2 separate regions of the Homo sapiens genome follow, and region 2 is linked to region 1. Evidence: read pairs that join two places in POLR2A ChIA-PET (ENCODE). Cell type or tissue: PC-9. All regions are shown on one strand. Links, peaks and the distances in the headings refer to the core of each region. The heading gives the core; the rest is flanking DNA.

Evidence for each region. Peaks named below come from ENCODE experiments on the same cell type or tissue, not always from the same donor. Only the 100,000 strongest peaks of a DNase experiment are listed, where the experiment ranks them.
Region 2: POLR2A ChIA-PET joins it to region 1 with 6 read pairs; 3 of 35 experiments call an interaction of 5 or more read pairs at or near these places.

What each region holds. Positions count from the first base shown.
Region 1 is chr3:151,105,623-151,110,021 of GRCh38, forward strand. The region is part of intron 2 of MED12L (mediator complex subunit 12L); the gene reads left to right. Among named protein-coding and RNA genes, the nearest start is that of MED12L, 22 kb to the left of the region's middle. In PC-9, for the core only: no CTCF peak of the experiment used is centred there; DNase peaks (open chromatin) are centred at 919 and 2,239.
Region 2 is chr3:150,562,871-150,567,269 of GRCh38, forward strand. EIF2A (eukaryotic translation initiation factor 2A) reads left to right here. Exons shown (of 14, transcript NM_032025.5): 5 at 645-744; 6 at 1,429-1,511. LOC124900547 (a long non-coding RNA gene) reads right to left here. Exons shown (of 2, transcript XR_007096128.1): 2 at 1,507-4,236. Among named protein-coding and RNA genes, the nearest start is that of EIF2A, 18 kb to the left of the region's middle. In PC-9, for the core only: no CTCF peak of the experiment used is centred there; no DNase peak of the experiment used is centred there.

The DNA of each region.
Region 1 (4,399 bases), core at 140-4,139:
GCTATTAAATCAATACTGGATTTTTCCCAGGGTCTGTCTTAGGTCCTGGTCTTTTCTCACTTGACCTTCTCTCTAGGTGATCCCAGCCATCTCCAGGCTTCAGTCACTAGCCATATGCAGACAACTCACGACTTTAAGACTCCAGCCTAGACTTCTCTAGACCTGTATAGCTGAGTGCCTACTAGAAACATTTTCTCTGTGTGTCTGATGCCTCAAACTTACGACGTTTATACCTGAACTTGTGATCTGCTCCCCTTCCTCTGCAAAAAGCCCCCAACATGGGGGAGATATACCATCCCAAAAGTCTAGGACATCGTTGACAACCTTGCTGTTTGTCATTCCATCCAAGAAATCAACGTAAATCCTGTTGGGTTTCCCTCCTAAATATCCCTCCATTTCTTCCTTCTCTTTACTTCCACCACCACCATCTTGGTCCAAGCTACTATTATGTGATCTTCCAACTCTCATGAGAGCCTGGTAACTGGTCCCAATCCCCTTACCCTCAGCCTCCCAGTTGGTCTGACCCTACTCCAGTCAGTTGTCCACACTGCACTTCTATTCAAGTCGGATAATGTCACCTTCTGTTTTTTTTTCTTTCTTTCCTTCCTTCCTTCCTTTCCTTTCCTTTCCTTTTCCTTTTCCCTTTCCCTTTCCCTTTCCTTTTCCTTTTCCTTTTCCTTTTCCTTCTCCCCTCCCCTCCCCTCCCCTCCCCTCCCCTCCCCTTTCCTTTCCTTTCCTACAGGGTCTCGCCATGTTGGGCAGGTTAATATGAAATTCCTGGTCTCAAGCAGTCCTCCTGCCTCAGCCTCCCAAAGTACTAGGATTACAGGCATGAGCCACCATGCCCCGCCTGATGTCACCTTCTTGCTTAAAACCTTTACTGTTCTTATGATAAAGACAGAAGCTCTTTACTTGGTTCACAGACCCTGCATAGTCTCTCCCCCAACCTGTACTGCTTCATTCTTGTCTTTTACAGCTGCATTCCACTTCCTGCTACTGCTATGACAGCATTCTTTCTTTAATTTTCCCAACATTGCAGACTTTATCCATGCCCATCCTCTGTCTTTTCTTTTGTTAGGCACACATGCACCAATGATTGTTATGCCTTTCTGATGAATTGACCTTTTTATCATTATGACTTGTCCCTCTTTATCTCTGATAATACTTTTTGTCTTGAAGTCTACTATATCTGATATTAATACAGCTACTTCAACTCTTTTATGTTTATTGTTTGCATGGTATATGTCTTTTTCATCCATTTCCTATCAACTTATCTGTCTCTATATTTAAAGTATGTCTTTATATTTAAAGTATAGCCTGTAGTTGGGCTCTACTTTTTTACTCATTCTGACAATTCCAGTCTTCTAATTGGAGTCTTAGTCCACGAATATTTAATTAGCATTTAATGTGCTTATTGATATGGTTGGCTTTGGGTCTACCATTTTACTATTTGTTTTCTGTGTCCCCAGCTTTTTTTTTTTTTTTGGATTATTAGACTATTTTAAAAATAACTTTTGTTTACCAATTGCATTTTAGTTATACTTATTTGTGTTGTTTTTCGGAGTTGTTGCTCTAGGAATTACAGTCTACACCCTACCTATTCATGATCTCCTTAGAGTTAATATTATATCATTTCATGCAAAATATCAGAAGCTTACCACTGTAAGAGGCTATCCTCTTGAAGTTAACTCCTACTTTGCAGTCAGAGCTCAGGTCAAAGGCCACCTTTTCAGAGCATTCTTGTCTAACTCCCCAGACTAGTTTAAGCCACTGTTATGTGCTTTCTGAGCAGGCAGTTTGGGGTATTTATAACACTTGGAATTCGCTCACTATGGAATCCCCTGGACTTAGCAGAGTCTGTATGCATAATTATTTGTTAATCGAATGAAGGACGGGGAGCAGGCCTTGAGTTGTGGCTTGAAAAATATAAAATATTTCATAATAATGTATTTCAGGGGGTGGGAATGGCATGATGTAAGGCTTAGAGGTTGAAAAGACAGCGTATGTGGGATGGCATATAATAAAATAGATTAAATGAAAGTTAAAATACAAAAATAGAAAACAGCTATAATAACAATAGCCACCATTTATAGGGCATTTAATAATGGACCAGGCACTGTGCTAAACTCTGCACATTTAATCTTATGTAACCTCAGTCCTGTGAGTTATTCCTGTCTCCTTTCAAACAAAGCCACCAAGATACAGAGATCAGTTATCTTAGTCTCAATCGTAGGTAAGCCTATGCATTCAAACGCAGATCCATGTGACTCGCACACTTAGAATGGAAGCAAGGCTGGAATGCTGGGCTTGATTGTTTAAGGCTTTGAATGCCAGTCCTGGGCGACTGTGTTTTGATTTGGGGCCAGAGATAAGTGGGGAGAAGACCAGAGATGTTATTGAGGGTTTGTAGACAGTTATGCTAGATGCTGCTTTTTCGCTTCTCAGGGGAAAAAGAGAAGAAAGCCTTCTGATGCTTTTGGATAGGAGAGTGCAGAATAGAAAACTGTTTCAGGAAGATTCATCCAGGGCCAGTAGGCATGCTGGACAGGAGTGAAATGTGTGCGGAGCAGTAGCCGAATCCTGCTGTAACAGCTGCCTCAGTTGGTAGGGGTGGGGTGAGGGGCAGGTGGTGGGTGGGAGGGGGGTTGTAGTATTTTAAAGGAAGGAATAAAGGGGAGATATGTTTTGAGAGAAGTATGGATAGGTTTGGTTAATGATGAGTTATGAGGAGTAAAAGATTCTTCCCTTATCTTCCAGGTCTTTTATATCTGCTAACTGTAGGTGTTGCCTAGTAACAATTACATGTATCTGTGATGGGGATTATCATAGCCCAGTTTCCCAAACTGGGGTTTACAGACATCCTTGGGGGTCTGAGAGAATGTTCTTTTGGGGGAGAGGTGGACAAGGCTAGGAAATATAGCTATAAAACCATGAAAAGTGTTTTGTTTGTTCTGAGTAAGACTTGAGCTAACTCAGCCTTCTTGACTAGCGCATAGAGGGATATTTTTCTACTTCTGTGGCTTTCTCATCCCTGGTGGACATTTCTGTCCAATTCATTGAATCGTCATGGAACTGGTTTGTTAGATGTGACTAGGGGACGGAAAAAATTGGGAGTTTCTGCGCATGTTCTGTGCGATAGAGGGTGACGCTCAGGAGGTTGTGAGTGTCTGTAGTATGTATTTGTGTGCATTATCTGACTTTGAGATGGCCATTGAAAATTGTGTTAAACTGAGCTTATTTTTTTCTTGAGTGCAAAAGAGCTTAAGAAATTCCCAAACTAGCATCAAAATGTTTTCACTTTCCCAGTGAAACATTTCATTGAAATTAAAAGATTGCTTTGAAAGTGATCCAAAAAATAAGATCATTCTGTGAAGTTCAAGGTAAATGCATGAGATTTATGGATGCAGTTGGAGGTTACCCGAAGTATCGAAGGTCTGAATTTTTTTTTTTTTTGAGATGGAGTCTCGCTCTGTCGCCCAGGCTGGAGTGCAGTGGCGCAATCTCGGCTCACTGCAACCTCTGCCTCCCGGGTTCAAGTGATTCTCCTGCCTCCCGAGTAGCTGGGACTACACGCAGCCACCAGCCACCACGCCCGGCAATTTTTTTGTATTTTAAGTAGAGACGGGGTTTCACCGTGTTAGCCAGGATGGTCTCAATCTCCTGACCTCTCGGGATCTGCCTGCCTCGGCCTCCCAAAGTGCGTGAGCCACCGCACTGGGCCGAAGGTCTGATTTTTGTTATCAGTGTAGAATACAAAAATACAGAGTGAACACAGGCCTTACATATTAGCATGGACTATTTTCTGGACTTTGGTTTCTGTTTCTCTCTGTGTGCCTGTCTCCCTCGAATTGCTTTAAAGCTTGTTATTTTAGTCGAAACCAATGACAAGAGGTGTGAGAGTTCTCCTTTCTCTATGTTTGGATTACTTTGTTGTAAATCTGTTGAAATCCATGTGCACAATGGTTTGGTGCACTGCTACTCTGGGCCGCTTGGTGAGGACTGTGAATTCACATTCTCAGCTGGCATTGTCTCTTGGCTTAGTTAATACTTGGTCTTGGACATGTGTGTACAACTATTTTGCCCTAGATGCTGTTAATGTTAAACATATTTAAAAGTATGTCTGGATTCATGGTCTCTTCTGCTTCCCAACAGTTATTAAAAGTGCTTTATTTTTTCTCTTACTTTCCATGTTGTACAACAGGAAGATGTGCAGCCTTTAGTAAGAGTCCTTTTAAAAGGTTCAGTGCTGTTGATCTGGTTCCCAGAGCACGACCCTGGGAACAGGATCTTGACTAACTGTTGTGTGTGCCTCACGTTTTTGGGATCTTAGTTGCCTCACCTTTGCAGATGGGCAAAGTAGTTGCTGGAAGTTCTATTATAAGAACTGTTGGCTAGATAT
Region 2 (4,399 bases), core at 172-4,171, 540 kb before region 1:
GTAAAGAGCCATTATGAGCTAAAGGAAAAGAAAAAGCTCAAGGGAAAATTCAGGAAGTAAATAACTGCTGGATAGAGATTTCTGAAGATTAAGAATAATAATGACTTTTAAAATCAAGACTTTTAAATAATTATTATGTGAAAGGAAGTACAGTAGACAAAACATCTAAGGGATGTGTATGGTAGAGTCGAAAATGTTGTGCCATTTTCCAAAATATTTAAAGAGATACTTAATGATAATACATTATATGAACATTTCATATAACTGTGTTTCATGTAATAAAATAGTTATAGGGGCTTATTTTAAGAAACATTTTCTAATAATGTTGATATTTTTGAATAAGTAAATGATAATAGGTCATTATTGGCTTACAAACCTCCTGAGTTTTTGTTCTTTCAAGAGGTATGAACTCTCATGAATCTAATTTTTCCAAGTAAATGAAAGAGATACTGAGAATCAGTTGAGAATCATGAGTGGGTTATGTAACCTTTCATTTATTTATTTATTTATTTTGGTAACACAGAGGCAAGCTTTCATGATTTAACCCATTTGATAGTAATCCATATCAAACTTAATAAATAAGAAAAATAATCCCTTTACAAATGTTACAAGGCAATTACTGAAAAAAAGAAATTTTATTGCAGCTTCTAAAGATGGCACAGCTGGGATACCCAACCTACAACTTTATGATGTGAAAACTGGGACATGTTTGAAATCTTTCATCCAGAAAAAAATGCAAAATTGGTAAATAAATGGCTTAAAATACTAATTTTTTACATAGTATTTTTAATGTCATCACTGTATAATATTTGTTTTCCTGATATTGATTTAAAAAATAACTTATCAGACAAAAATCTACATTTTTAAGGATTTTGTATGTAGGAATGTAATAGAGCAAAAACTTGATCCTTCTTTCCTTTAGTATTAAGTGGAAAGGAACAATGTTTTCTTTTTTTTGTTTGTTTGAGAGGGAGTCTCGCTCTGTCACCCAGGCTGGAGTGCAATGGCCTGATCTTGGCTCACGGCAACCTCTGCCTTCTAGGTTCAAGCAATTTCACCTGCCTCAGCCTCCCAAGTAGCTGGGACTACAGGCACGTGCCACCATGCCTGGCTAATTTTTGTATTTTTAGTAGAGATGGGGTTTCACCATGTTGGCCAGGCTGGTCTTGAACTCCTGACCTCAGGTGATCCACCTGCCTTGGCCTCCCAAAGTGCTGGGATTGCAGGTGTGAGCCACCGCACCTGGCCTTTTCTATTAACATATATTGACTAAAACTATTAGTAACTGACTTAATATCATATTTATAAGTGTTTATAAGTGTTTTTCCTTAAATGGTAACCAATATCATAAATTACTTTAACATGTTAATGTGATGTTACATTCTGTCTGAATATTTTTTATACTTTTTTTTTTTTTCATTGACATAGGTGTCCATCCTGGTCAGAAGATGAAACTCTTTGTGCCCGCAATGTTAACAATGAAGTTCACTTCTTTGAAAACAACAATTTTAGTATGGAAAGATTTATGACATAATTTTATTACTTACTGTAATCGTATACAGTTTCCATTAACTTTTATGACATCATAGGGTTTTCCTAAATACTGTTAATCTATTAATCAATAATTACTCTTACATACATTTGCATAATTCTTTATAAGTCTGAATTCAGTGAAAATCTGTAACACAAAGGTTTTCTTTTACAATAACTTTTTATTATCTGGTAATTGCTATTAAGACATTTGAATATCTTTTCCTGAATTTAATTGCTATTGAAATTCTGTGACACAAATTTTTTAGATATTTTATCGTGTAGAATTTTAAACTTCAGACACCTAGTTCTAGTAACCATCAGCTTGTGGCCAATCTTATCTCATCCATACATCTCTCCAGCTACCATCTCTTACTAAGTGAAAGCAAATCCCAGATATGGTTATACTTTTATATACTTGTTAAATATGTAATTGTAAATATTTCAGAGTAGATTTCTGAAGATTGGGGCCTTTCATTTTTTAAACTTAGCCACAAAACCATTATCACAAATTATTAAATATGTGTTCAAATTTCTACTAATTGCAAATGTTACAATTTTTTTTAAAACTCGGGATCCAAATAAGGTACTGCACATTGTGGTTGATTGATATATCTTTTATGTTTCTTTTGGTCCTATAAGTTCCCACTCTATCTGTTATTTTATTCTTCATAATTTATTGTTTAAGAAACAAGGTTATTTGTCTTTCACGTTTTCCCATAGTTTGAATTTTGCTTTTGTATCCCATGGTATAATTTAACATGTTCATCTGTCCCCTATAAATTGCAAGTTGGCTCTAGAGTTTCAGCTTCAGGTTCTTTTTTAGGTGAGTAAGGGTAAGACTACATTATAAGGTGATGTTCACTTCTTTTATCAAGAAGCACATAATGTCTGGTTGTCTTTAATTTTGTAGGCTTAGCTGACATTAATGTTTCATGCCTGGATGCATTATTTCATCAGTGGTTGCAAATTGTTGATACTCTGGTTTTTTCTCCCTCACTTATTTTTCAGCTGTACTGCTTCTATAAAGAAAAATTTCCCCTTCTACTATTTGGTTACCTAGTGCTGCATTTATATAGAAAAGGCGGGATAAATATTCTTGCTCTTATCAGTTTTAATATAATGTATTCCACCTCTAGCAACCTTCATTGTAACCAATTAGCTTTTTCCCCATTCTTGTTTTTCGAGAGTGGGCCTCATTCTTTTGTCCAAGCTGAGTGCAATCATGGCTCACTGCAATCTCGACTTCCTGGGCTCAAGCAATTCTCCTGCCTCAGCCTCCCAAGTAGCTGGGACTACAGGCTTGCACCACCATGCCCGGCTAATTTTTGATTATTTGTAGAGACAGGATCTCATTATGTTGCCCAGGCTGTTTTTTAGTTCCATTCTTTTTTTTTTTTTTTTTTTTTTTTGAGATGGAGTTTCGCTGTTGTTGCCCGGGCTGGAGTGCAATGGTGCGATCTCGGCTTACCGCAACCTCTGCCTCCCAGGTTCAAGCGATTCTCCTGCCTCAGCCTCCTGAGTAGCTGAGATTACAGGCATGTGCCAACATGCCCGGCCAATTTTGTATTTTTAGTAGAGATGGGGTTTCGCCATGTTGGTCAGGCTGGTCTCGAGCTCCCGACCTCAGGTGATCCACCTGCCTCACCCTCCCAAAGTGCTGGCATTACAGGCGTGAGCCACCACGCCTGGCCTTTTTAGTCCCATTCTTAATGAGCTGTGGATTTAAAAGGTATGTGTTTCAGTCCATTGTAGTTATTTTTCTTATTGATGCTCAAATTGTCTCATCTTTGATCAATTAATCCTTAGTGACTTCTTTGCTATATGGTAAGACAAGTCATTCTAGGATTAATTTGTACATTTCTAACCATTACACCTAGAACTGGCTAATTTTTCAGGAAACCCTGTCGCCTTTTTGGTGTGCTACTTTTGAATAGCTATTGATCTCTGAAATTGAACAAAGAAAAAGTATTAGCTCTTGATCTCATTGAAGGAAACATTAAAAGGTAATAGGGTTTCTTGAAAAATTGGCTGAGTCTAGCAAAAAAAAAGGTATTTAGGTTCTAGAGATTCTTATTTGCTGTTGCATTGATCATTGTTTCTAGGCCTTTTTTTTCTATTTAAAAGATGTAACAATCATAATTTTATTTAAATTAAAGTTTTATACGTATAGTTTTATTTAAATTGAAGACTACAAGGTTTTTATTTAACTTCTATCTTATTTGTATTGCCTTCTGTCACCACCAAGAATCTTGTTACTCTGGAATACCAGGGATGATAATTTGAGAATATCACATTCACATAAGTATTCATTTGGTTTGTTCCACATTATCCACAAGGTATTCTTACAATCTTAATACCAAAAAGTAACACTGTTACTGAAAATAATTTTTTAAAAAGGGTTTGCAGTTCTTTTGTCTTTAGAGCATCCCATTACTGATTGTACAGTTTTGAGTATATCATAGTTAGAATAGGAATTGGTAACTTTGTTCACACGTACCAAAGATGGCATGTAGGCTGATTTTGAGCAGCATCCAATCAGTATAGTTATGCATTTTATTTTCCTGTGTTTGAGGCGCACTGTCACCTCACTGTTTCTGGGTTAGCTTGCTTTCTTGTCTTATTCTCCTCTTTGTGAGCATGTCAAATGAAGAGGGATCACCACTTTGACAGTTTGGTGTGCTGCTTTTGAAAAGCCATTGATCTCTGAAATTGAACAAAGAAAGTATATTAGCTCTTGATCTAATTAACTAGAGTGGCAGTTTTATTAATAATAGCATGGCTCAGACTGCCTGGAATAGAGTAAGCTCTTAATATCAGCCATTGTTACTGTGGTTGTGATCATCATTATCATGCATCTGTTTATCAC